Regions from separate parts of the Homo sapiens genome. Here region 2 is linked to region 1. Evidence: read pairs that join two places in POLR2A ChIA-PET (ENCODE). Cell type or tissue: GM12878. All regions are shown on one strand. Links, peaks and the distances in the headings refer to the core of each region. The heading gives the core; the rest is flanking DNA.

Region 1 (6,160 bases), core at 832-5,831:
TCTTTTGTTTTAAGTGTCTCACTGCAGGTCCTTATGCTTGATCATCGTCCCTTCTGCTGAGTAATTTGTCATCCTTCATATATTGTGGTTTACAGTTACAAATGACTGCTAGTTTTACTGATGATGGAGTTTCTGTTTTTTATCCTCCCTTGATTTGGGGCGATACTTGTTTTTTGTTTGTTTGTTTTAGTTTTTTGTTTTTTCTGAGACTGAGTCTCGCTGTGTCGCCCAGTATGGAGTGTGGTGGCGTGATCTTGGCTCATTGCAACCTCTGCCTCACAGGTTTAAGTGATTCCACTGCCTCAGCCTCCGGAGTAACTGGGATCACAGGCACGCGCCACCACACCCAGCTAATTTTTGTATTTTTAGTAGAGACGGGGTTTCACCATCATGGCCAAGCTGGTCTTGAACTCCTGACCTCAAGCAATCCACCTGCCTCGGCCTCCCAAAGTGCCGAGATTACAGGGGTGAGCCACCACACTCAGCCAATCTAGGGTGATATTTGAAAGAAAGAAGGCAACAAATACCATTTTTAAAACTGAAAACTTATATTAAACTTAATGGTAAAGTAGGACTTTTACTTTCTCAGTGAAGTATTTCTTTTTCTGAACAGTTTTGTCTAAACTGTGACATATTACCTTTCATTTCTGTGTTTTGATAAATAAACCCTTATGTTGACAAAACAATTAACTGTCATTAAGAAAAATAACCAATTCTAATGCTTTTCTGTTGATGGGAATACTGACTTTTATTATTTGTTCAGATTTCAAAGCAGATTGTTATGTACACCTTATTTAAATTTATTCCCTACCCACTGAGCAAGAATAGGTATTATAGGAAAACTACCAATTTGAGAACTCAAATTTTTATCTCCAGTAATCTAGTGTAATATAATTTGCACGTTATTTTTTCTTGTTTTTATAGGTTTCTTTATGGAATGGCAAAGACTGAAATTGCTGAAAAATATTAAACTGTGGTCTTTCTCTTCCCCCAGGTTCTTTTAGAGCAAGATATATTTCATCGTTCCTTGATGGCTTGTTGTTTGGAAATTGTGCTCTTTGCCTATAGCTCACCTCGTACTTTTCCTTGGATTATTGAAGTTCTCAACTTGCAACCATTTTACTTTTATAAGGTGAGATGAAAACAAAGTTCTGTTATGAGATGAAAACAGTGTTTCTCACAGAAACATTGTATTTATCTTAGTGCTGAAGAAAAACACTGTTGTGATATCTGGAAAGTGTTTCCAGATGTGTTCTGAAAATATATATTCCTGGCTAGGCATGGTGGCTCACGCCTGTAATCCCAGCACTTTGAAAGGCCAAGGTGGGAGGATTATCTGAGGTCAGGAGTTCGAGACCAGCCTGGCCAAAATGGTGAAACTCCGTCTCTACTAAAAATACCAAAAAAAATTAGCCAGGCATTGTGGCGAGCACCTGTAATCTCAGCTGCTTGAGAGGCTGAGGCAGGAGAATTGCTTTAACCTGGGAGGTGGAGGTTTGCAGTGAGCGGAGATCATACAATTACACTCCAGCCTAGACGACAGGAGCAAAATTCTGTCTCAAAAAAAAAAAAAAAGATAATATATATTCCTCTTGGGTGAAACCAAGAACACAAGAGAGAGTTGAGCATACAGTGGCTCACACCTATAATCCCAGCACTTTGGAAAACTGAGGCTGGAGGATGGCTTGAGTCCAGGAGTTTGAGGTTACAGTGAGGTATGATTATGCCACCACACTCCAGCCTGGGCACCTAAGCAAGACCCTGTTTCAAAGAAAAAAAAAGAGAGAGAGAAGGTGAGAGTATCAGTAAATTAAGTCAATCTTACAGCTTCAGTTCCTTTGTTAACACGGACTTGAAAATGTGACCTGGAACTAGTACTTAACTTCAAATTTTCCATATTTATGAATGAAAATTATAATCCTATTAAACAAATGCATGATGAAGAACAAAAAACGCTTTCTACCAAGAGGAAGGAAGACCTAAAATTGATTTTGGTGGTGGTCTAACTAATAAAGCCGTAATAATAGATTATGCTTCTTCCCCAAGTTTGAGCTAATTCAGTGTGAATGAATCTTACTTACCTTACCTTTATTTTTCTTGCTAGAACTATTTTTGTTAATCTTTTCAAAATAAAACAGAGGTCATAGCTATTGAACTACATCATCACCCTCAATAACGTTTAGTCATCACAGTCAATAACGTTTAATGTTACATAGTATCGAACTTTAAGACTAATGCTACTGTTACGCTTCTTGGCATGATTTAGTTAATATTTAGTCATCTAGGTACTTTTCTACTGGTGATAGAAAAATTGGTTTGAAGAGTTAAATTTTTATACCTAAAGTATGCCTGAATTAAAGTTGTAGAAAATGCAGGTCATTGGAAAGCTTATCTGTGTGAATTACTGAGTGTGATTAAAGTATTTTTAGGTTTCTTAGGGAGAAGTGATTCTACTATACACTCACTTTAATGTTAATGTGTGTATTCAACTTTTGCCATTAGGAAAAAGTTTAGTTTTGTCAACAACCTCATAGTAATTGGTTTTTATTTATAACATCCTTATTTTATTCAAGCAGCTAAATGCCTTTTTTTTCAATAGAGACTCGGTTTCACTATGTTGCCCAGGCTGGTCTCGAACTCCTGGTCTCAAGCAATCCTCTCACTGTGGCCTCCTAAAGTGCTGGGATTACAGGCATGAGCCACTGTGTCGGCCTCCTTTGTTTTTTTAAATGACATAAATGATATGTGCTCATTGAAGAAAATCATAAACATAAATGTGGGCCAGGCACGGTGGCTCATGCCTATAATCCCAGCACTTTGGGAGGCCAAGGCGGGCGGATCATGAGGTCAGGAGATTGAGACCATCCTGGCTAATATAGTAAAACCCCATCTCTACTAAAAATACAAAAAATTAGCCAGGCATGGGGGCACGTGCCTGTAGTCCCAGCTACCCGGGAGGCTGAGGCAGGAGAATCGCTTGAACCTGGGAGGCAGAGATTGCAGTGAGCCGAGATGGCGCCGCTGCACTCCAGCCTGGGTGACAGAGTGAGACTCCGTCTCAAAATAAATAAATAAATAAATAAATAAATAAATAAATAAATAAGTAAATAAATGTGAATATTAAAGTCATACATCATAATCTATTAACAATCATATTATTAATATTTTGTGTATATAAACTTTATTCTAGATACTTCCCTTATAAAATGGAATTATAGTGTATATACGCAAAGTCACTTTAAATAGTTCATTCATTCTGTTATTTTGAGTTAGTGGAAAAAATAGTCTGGAAAGGAGCAATACATTCAAAATAGAACTAGACTTGGAACCCAAGACCTGACTTCTCCCACTGTTGGTCTGTTGACCAGTTTTCACCTATCGTTGCCTCAAGTTGTCATTTATAATATAAAACGTGAAAAACAGAAATATATGTGAACATATTTTAAAGAACTTAAAAACTCCTTTATAAATTAGAAGATGTTAGTAAGCCACAGAATTATGGTTCAAAGATGACTTTGGTTCTGTGCCACAGAATAAGGCCACAGTGGCCGGGCGCAGTGGCTCACAACTGTAGTCCCAGCACTTTGGGAGGCCTAGGCGGGCAGATCACCTGAGGTCAGGAGTTCTAGACCAGCCTAGCCAACATGGTGAAACCTCGGCTCTACTAAAAACTACAAAAATTAGCCAGGTGTGGTGGCAGGTGCCTGTAATCCCAGCTACTCGGGAGGCTGAGGCAGGAGAATCACTTGAACCTGGGAGGCAGAGGTTGCAGTGAGCCAAGATCACACCACTGTACTCCAGCCTGGGCAACAGAGGGAAACTCCGTCTCAAAAAAAAGAAGAAGAAGAAGAAAGCCACAGCTAGTCCTACATGCAAGTCCAGACTAGAACTAACTGCTTGAAACCACATTGCCTTCTCACTTTCTCCTCTGCAGGTTATTGAGGTGGTGATCCGCTCAGAAGAGGGGCTCTCAAGGGACATGGTGAAACACCTAAACAGCATTGAAGAACAGATTTTGGAGAGTTTAGCATGGAGTCACGATTCTGCACTGTGGGAGGCTCTCCAGGTTTCTGCAAACAAAGTTCCTACCTGTGAAGAAGTGAGTCTGGGCAAGGCTGATAATCGTATCATTAAAAAAAAAAAAAAAAAAACCAGCTTTATTGAGAGATAATTCCTATACCATAGAGTTCACCCATTTTAAGTGTACAATTCAGTGGTTTTAGTATATAAATAGATATGTGCAGCCATAACCACAATTTTAGAATATAGTCATCACTTCAAAAAGAAACCTACATCCTTTAGCTATCACTTCCCTACCCCCGAATCTTCTCCCTAGCTGTAAGTAACCACTAATCTACTTTCTGTCTCCATAAATTTGCCTATTCTAGACATTTCATATAAATGGAATCATAAAAATGTAGTCCCTTTTGACTGGGCATCTGTCACTTAGCATAATGTTTTTAAGGTTCATCCATGTTGTAGAATGTATCGGTATTTCATTTCCTCTCTTTTTTTAAGGCGGGGTTTCACTCTTGCCCGGGCTGGTGTGCAGTGGACAAAGATGGTGCACTGACTACACCCTCAACTTCCTCGGCCCAAACTGTCCTTCTGCCTCTCAAGTAGCTGAGACCACAGGCACATACCACCACACCCACACCCGGCTAATTTTTTTTTCTTTCTGTTTTTCTTTTTTTGAGATGGAGTCTTGCTCTGTCACCCAGGCTGGAGAGCAGTGGCACAGTCTCGGCTCACTGCAACGTCTGCCTCCCAGTTCAAGCAATTCTCTGTCTCAGCCTCCCGTGTAGCTGGGATTATAGGCACCCACCACCACACCCGGCTAATTTTTTTTGTACTTTTTTTAGTAGAGACGGGGTTTCACCATCTTGTCCAGGCTGTTCTTGAACTCCTGACCTCATGCTCCACCTGCCTCAGCCTCCCAAAGTGCTGGGATTAGAGGCTAGAGGCTTGAGCCACCGCGCCTGGCCACACCCGGCTAATTGTGTGTGTGTGTGTGTGTGTGTGCACGCGCGCATGTGTGTGTAGAGACAGGATCTTGCCATGTTGCACAGGCTGATCTCAAACTCCTGAGCTCAAGCAGTCCTCCCATCTCAGCCTCCCAAAGTGCTAGAATTGCAAGTGTGAGCCACCACATCTGGCTCATTTCCTTTTGTTGCTAAGTAATATTCCATTGTATGGATGCTACATTTTATTTATCCATTCATCGGTTGATAAATATTTGAGTTGTTTCCACCTTTTGACTTTTTTTTTTTTTTTTTTGGAGGGGGGGGGACAAGATCTCACTCTGTCACCCAGGCTGGAGTGCAGTGGCGCCATCACGGCTCACTGCAGCCTCAACCTCCCAGGCACAAATGATCTCCCCACAGCCTTCTGAGTAGCTGGGACTACAGGCACACACACCACACCTGGCTAATTTTTGTAGTTTTTGTAGAGATGGGATCTCCCTATGTTGCCCAGGCTAGTCTTGAATTCCTGGGCTCAAGCGATCCTCCCACCTCAGTTTCCCAAAGTGCTGGGATTACAGGCATGAGCCACCACAACTAACCCCTTTTGGCTATTATGATTGATGCTGCTATGAACATTCAGGCACAAGTTTTTGTGTGAACATATGTACATATGTTTTCATTTTTCTTGGAGTGGAATTGCAGGTTCATATGGTAACTCTGTTTAAGCTTTTGGGAAACTGTCAGACTGCTTTCTAAAATGGCTGCACCATTTTATTGTTCCTACGGTCAATGTAGAAAGATTCCAGTTTCTTCATATCCTTGCTAATGCTTGTTATTATCTGCCTTTTTAATCCTGCCATTCTAGTAGGAGTGAAGTAATATCTCATTGTGGTTTTATTTGCATTTCCCTGGTGGCTAATGATGATCAACATCTTTTTATGTGCTTGTAAGCTGTTTGCATATCTTCTTTGGAGAAATGTCTATTCAGATCTTTTGCCCATTTTGTAATTGGGTTGTCTTTTTATTATTGAATTATAGGAGTTCTTCATCTATTCTAGATACAAATCCCTTATCAGATAAATGATTTGCAAAATGTTTCTCCCATTTTCTAGGTTGTCTTTTCACTTTCTTTTTTTTTTTTTTTTTTTGAGACAAAGTCTTGCTCTGTTGCCCAGGCTGGAGTGCGGTGGCGTGAT
Region 2 (6,160 bases), core at 520-5,519, 86 kb after region 1:
CGCTTGAACCTGGGAGGCAGAGGTTGCAGTGAGCTGAGATGTTGCCACTGCACTCCAGCCTGGGCAACAGAGCAAGACTCCATCTCAAAACACAACAACAAAAAATTACTCTCCTGACTCTCTTTGGGGAACCAGTCAGAGAACTCTCTCTCTTGTGCTGTCTTCTCTGTGTTCGAAAATAAGCCCCTAGGCCGGGCACAGTGGCTCACGTCTCTAATCCCAGTACTTTGGGAGGCCGAGGTGGGTGGACCACCTGAGGTTGGGAGTTTGAGAGCAGCCTGACCAACATGGAGAAACCCCATCTCTACTAAAAATACAAAAAATTAGCTGGGCCTGGTGGCACATGCCTGTTATCCCAGCTACTTGGGAGACTGAGGTAGGAGAATCACTTGAACCTGGGAGGCAGAAGTTATAGTGAACTGAGATCACACCATTGCACTCCAGCCTGGGCAATAAGAATGAAACTCCTTCTCGAAAAAAAAAAAAAAGAAAGAAAAGCAAAAGAAAATAAGTGCCTAGTAACACCTTGTCTGGGAAACTTGCTCTGCCTCCCATCAATTTTTATTACATGAAAGTTGAAGAACCTGTGGTTGATACCAGCTCAAACAAGAGGAATGTATTTTTTCACAGTTCTGGAGGCCGGAATTACAAGATCAGGGGCCAGCAAGGCTGGTTCCTGGTGAGGCCTCTCTTCCTGATTTGCAGAAGGCTGCCTTCTTGCCGTGTCCTCCCATGGCCTCTCTTTGGTGTGTGAGCAGGAAAAGAAAGATCTCTGGTGTCCGTTCATCTTAAAAGGACACTGCTCCTACCAGAATCCTACCCTATTCGTCTCATTTAACCTTAATTACCTCCTTACAGGCCCTGTCTCCAAATATAGTGATATTGAGGTCTGGTGCTTCAGCATATGAATGCAGGGGACAGAGAGGTCACAGTTCAGTCCATAATGCTGTGGGTCCACTCAGGGAGAAACAAGGAATTTCTCAGAGGAAAGGATCTTTGTGAGCTTGGCTGATGGACAGTGCTACTCACTAGAGACAGTAGGACGTGAGATGATGAGGAATTGGAGTAGACTGGACTGCATACAAGTGTCACTACAAGGGGAAAGCCAGCCAGATAACACTGGGTACCTGGAGCTGAGTGTCAGATATTGGAGTTGCAAAGTGTCTCAGGGATGCTGTCAGTTATAAAGGAGAAAAAAAAATCTAAAAATTCAACATACACACAAACAAGAGAAAATTCAAATAATGCTGGCTTCAAATGAAGGAAATTTTACTGGCTCATGTAGGTGGAAGCGTTACCGGTGGAGAGTGTCCAGGTTCTTGGCATCTTGCACAGAGAATTGGACAAAACACACAAACAAAGCGAGGAAGGAATGAAGAGATTTACTGAAAATGAAAGTACACTACCCAGTGTGAGAGTGGCCTGGGCATAGAGGATGAAAGGCCCCATTACGGAATTTGTGGGGGTTTAGGCCGGGCGCGGTGGCTCACGCCTGTAATTCCAGCACTTTGGGAGGCTGAGGTGGGCGGATCACCTGAGGTCAGGAGTTTGAGACCAGTCTGGCCAACGTGGTGAAACCCCGTCTCTACTAAAAATACAAAAAATCAGCCGGGTATGGTGGCACGTGCCTGTAATTCCAGCTACTCTGGAGGCTGAGGCAGGAGAATCCCTTGAACCCAGGAGGCGGAGGTTGCAGTGAGCCGAGATCGTGCCATTGCACTCCAGCCTAGCGGACAAGAGCAAGACTTTGTCTCAAAAAAAAAAAAAAGTTTGTGGAGGTTTAAATACCCTCTAGGGGTTTCCACTGGTCACTTGGTGTATGCCTTATGTAAACGAAGAGGATGAAGTAAAGTTACAAAGTCATGTACTTGACGTACGACTCGGCATACGCCGTATGGAGAGGATATTTCCTGTGATAGCTGAAGTGTGAATCGGCCTCATGTTCCCTGCCTCCAGACCGTATTTTCCTGCCACAGAAGTACAAAGATAGGGTAGACTTTTTGGTTGGTTGACCAAATGGCTGAATATACTCATCAAAGGCCTAAGGTCTTTCCATAGTGATTGCTTCTTCATAAACCTCTTCTAATGGTTTTAGGATGGCAAATTCCCCTTTTGTTGTAACACAGGGGATCTCAAGCAAATTTATGTGGGATTAAGACTCGCTGGCCAGGCACGGTGGCTCAGGCCGGGTGCAATGGGTCGCGCCTGTAATCCCACCACTTTGGGAGGCCGAGGTGGGCAGATCACCTGAGGTCAGGAGTTCGAGACCAACCTGGCCAACATGGTGAAACTCTATCTCCACTAAAAGTACAAAAATGAGCATGGTGGCGTGCGTCTGTAATCCCAGCTACCTGGGAGGCTGAAGCAGTAGAATTGCTTGAACCTGGGAGGTGGAGGTTGCAGTGAGCTGAGATCACGTCACTGCACTCCAGCCTGGGCAACAGAGCAAGACTCTGTCTCAAAAAAAAAAAAAGACTCTCTGATGCAATTACCATTTGAGTTTAGGAATCTGTGCTATGTTTGAAATATGAGTTATAAACGACTCTTAGCAATGACTTTTAAAAGGATCTAGGCCAGGCATGGTGGCTCATGCTTGCAATTCCAGCACTTTGAGAGGGTGAAGTAGGAGGATTGCTTTAGCTTGGGAGTTTAAGACCAGCCTGGGCAACAAAGTGAGACGCCCGTTTCTACAAAAAATTTGTAAAAATTAGCTGGGTGAGGTGGTGTGTGCCTGTGGTCTCAGCTACTCAGAAGACTGAGGTAGGTGGATCACTTGAGCCTTAGGAGGTTGAGGTTGCAGTGAGCTGCGTTCACACTGCTGCACTCCAGCCGGGGCAACAGAGTGAGATCCCGTCTCAAATAAATAAATTAATTAATTAATTGAAAGATACATGACTTATTTTTACCCAAGGATACCCTAGGCTCCTAAGGGAAGTCTGGCCACTTCCTTGTGTGTTTGAGCATCCCAAACTCCAAATAACACAGTCACTCCCACCCCAAGCACTGAGACACTCCCGAGGAGTCACAATACACTCTATAGGACGAGATGGCTTCTCTCCCTGAAACAATGTAAAAGCAACAGACCTTGTACTCAGCTCAAGTTGCAGAAAAGAGAAATAGTAGTTTTTTTGTTTCCTTTATTTTGTTTTGTTTTATTGAGAAGGAGTCTCACTCTGTCACCAAGGGCAGAGTGCAGTGGCACAATCTCAGCTCACTGCAACCTTCGCCTCCCAGGTTCAAGCGATACTCCTGCCTCAGGGTCTCGCTCTGTTGAGACAGGGTCTTGCTCTGTTGCCCTTCTGAGTAGCTGGGATTACAAGCCTTTGCCACCATGCCTGGCTAATTTTTGTATTTTTAGTAAAGACAGGGTTTCACCATGTTGGCCTGGCTGGTCTCGAACTCCTGACCTCAGATGATCTGCCCACCTTGGCCTCCCAAAGTGCTAGGATTACTGGCACAAGCCACCACGTCCGGGGTGAGCAATAGCTTTCAAGGCAGATCTTGGTGAAACCCCAAGAACTTAATATTAACACACACGTGTAACCCTGGACGAGTCATTTTACCTCTCTGAGTTTCATTCCCTCGTCTGTTCAATGGGTATAAAAATACCTGGGAACTTTGTCCGAAGCCAATTCCTTTCCTCCTAGAAGTAGTCTTTTCCCTGTGACCCAAAGGGTAAACATGTGACCTGATTCGGTCAATCATTTTATGACCTTGTCCACAGTGACTGGTCCAGCAATGGATGCTGAAATGAACTTGTTGAAGTCATTCCCTTGCAATTTTTCCGTTGGAACTGGAGGAGCAGAGGCTTTCTCTTACCTCTAGATGTGGAGCCCTAAGGATGGGACATGAGAGCTCTTTGGCCCCATTGTTTGACCTCATCTCTTACCACTTCCCATTTTACTCACTCTACCCCATCCACAATGGCCTGCTTGGTATTGCTCAAATCCAGGCATGCTTCTGCTTCAGGACCTTTGGACTTCCTCTTTCCCTTTTCTGCAATGCTTTTCTTCCAGACATCTGCAAAGCTGACTCTTTCATTTCCTTCAACTCTCTGCTCAAATGTCACCTTCTCAAAGACCTATCCTGAAACTCTATCCAAAATGGTGACGGTGACCCTATCCTTCTCTCTACTCCTCTTTTCTTTCTTTTTCTCTTTCTTTTCTTTCAACGGAGTCTCGCTGTGTCGCCCAGAGCTAGAGTGCAGTGGCATGATCTTGGCTCACTGCAACCTCTGCCTCCCAGGTTCAAGCAATTCTCCTGCCTCAGCCTCCCGAGTAGCTGGGACTACAGGTGTGTGCCACCACGCCCAGCTAATTTTTTGTTTTTTTAGTAGAGACCGGGTTTCACCGTGTTAGCCAGGATGATCTCAATCTCCTGACCTTGTGATCCGCCCTGCCTCCGCCTACTCAAGTGCTAGGATTACAGGCGTCAGCCACTGTGCCCGGCCTCTTTCTGTCTTTCTTTCTTTCTTTCTTTCTTTTTTTGAGACAGGGTCTCGCTCTGTCGCCCAGGCTGGAGTGCAGTGGTGCAATCTGGGCTCACTGCAACCTCTGCCTCCCAGGCTCAGATGATTCTCCCACCTCAGCCTCCAGAGTAGCTGGGACTAGAAGCAGACACCACTACGCCCGGCTAATTTTTGTATTTTTTGTAGAGGCAGGGTTTCGCCAAGTTGCCCAGGCTAGTCTCAAACTCCTGGACTCAAATGATCCTCCCACCTTGACCTCACAAAGTGCTGGGATTACAGGTGTGAGCCACTGTGCCCACCCACTCCTCTGCTCCTAATCTCTTACCTTGCTCTGTTTTTATTTTCCATAGCACTAACTTCTACCATATAATCTAAGTTTATTATTGTTATTTATATTATTATTACTCATTGCCAGTCTCCTACCCATCTCAACTAGAATATATGTTTCTACATCTATGAACACAAAAAGACTGATAGCAAACACACTAAAAGGTGACCTTTGGCTCTGTGTGTGTGTGTATATTTTGTGCATTTGTTTTCTAAGGTTTCTTTCTTTTTTAATTTATTTTTTATTTTTTTGAGATAAGGTCTTACTCTTTCACCCAAGCTGGAGTGCCGTGGCACAATCATAGCTCACTGCAGCCTTGACCTCCTGCACTCAAGTGATCCTCCTGCCTCAGCCTCTTGAGTAGCTGGGATTACAGGAGCCAGCCACCATGCCTGGCTCTAAGTTTCCTTTTTTCTCTCTCTTTATAATTTTATTATTATTACTATTATTTGGAGAAAGGATCTCACCCTGTCGCCCAGGCTGGAGTGTAGTGGCATAATCATGGCTCACTGTAGCCTCAACCTCTCCAGGCTCAGGTGATCCTCCCACCTCAGCCTCCTGAGTAGTTGGGACTACAGGCATACGTCACCATGCCAAGCTAATTTTTGTATTTTTTGTAGGGACGGGTTCTCACTATGTTGCTCAGGTTGGTCTCAAACTCCTGAGCTGAAGTGATCTGCCCACCTTGGCCTCCCAAACTGCTGGCATTACAGGTATGAGCCACCAGGCCCGGCCTTTTTAATTTTTTAATTTTTATTTTTTATAGAGACAGGGTCTTGCTATGTTGACCAGGTTGCTCTCTGTCTCCTGGCCTCATGCAATCCTCTCACCTCAGCCTTTCAAAGTACTGGGATTATAGGCATGTGCCACCACACCTGGCCTAGTGTTCTTTATTTCTTTTTCTTTTTTTTTTCTTTGAGGTAGGGTCTTACTTCCTTTGCCCAGGCTAGAAGTGCAGTGGCTTGATCTCAGCTCATTGCAGCGTCAACTTCCCAGGCAAACATGATCTTCCCACCTCAGCTTCCCTAGTGGCTGGGATTACAGGCACAAGCCACCACACACAGCTAATTTTTTTTTTATTATTACATTTTTAATAGAGACGGAGTTTTGTCACATTGTCCAGGCTGGTCTCAAACTCCTGAGCTCAAGGGACCCACCCACCATGCCCTCCCAAGGGGCTAGGATTACATGCAAGAGCCACCGCACCCGGTTCAAGTTTTCTTTCTTGAGCATTATTTATTTTATTTCATTTTATTTTTTGAGATGGAGTCTTGCTCTGGTGCCCAGGCTGGAGTACAGTGGAATGATCTTGGCTCACTGCAACCCCTCCGCCTTCCGGGTTCAAGTGATTCTCCTGCCTCAGT

Evidence for each region. Peaks named below come from ENCODE experiments on the same cell type or tissue, not always from the same donor. Only the 100,000 strongest peaks of a DNase experiment are listed, where the experiment ranks them.
Region 2: POLR2A ChIA-PET joins it to region 1 with 8 read pairs; 5 of 35 experiments call an interaction of 5 or more read pairs at or near these places.

The regions. Positions count from the first base shown.
Region 1 is chr20:37,042,025-37,048,184 of GRCh38, reverse strand. It overlaps RBL1 (RB transcriptional corepressor like 1), which reads left to right. Exons shown (of 22, transcript NM_002895.5): 12 at 995-1,132; 13 at 3,935-4,099. Among named protein-coding and RNA genes, the nearest start is that of RBL1, 51 kb to the left of the region's middle. RefSeq lists enhancers at 3,752-3,921, 4,662-4,761. In GM12878, for the core only: no CTCF peak of the experiment used is centred there; DNase peaks (open chromatin) are centred at 3,924 and 4,474; H3K4me3 peaks cover 889 bases; H3K27ac peaks cover 2,458 bases.
Region 2 is chr20:36,955,857-36,962,016 of GRCh38, reverse strand. No RefSeq gene overlaps it. Among named protein-coding and RNA genes, the nearest start is that of SAMHD1, 7.2 kb to the right of the region's middle. In GM12878, for the core only: no CTCF peak of the experiment used is centred there; no DNase peak of the experiment used is centred there.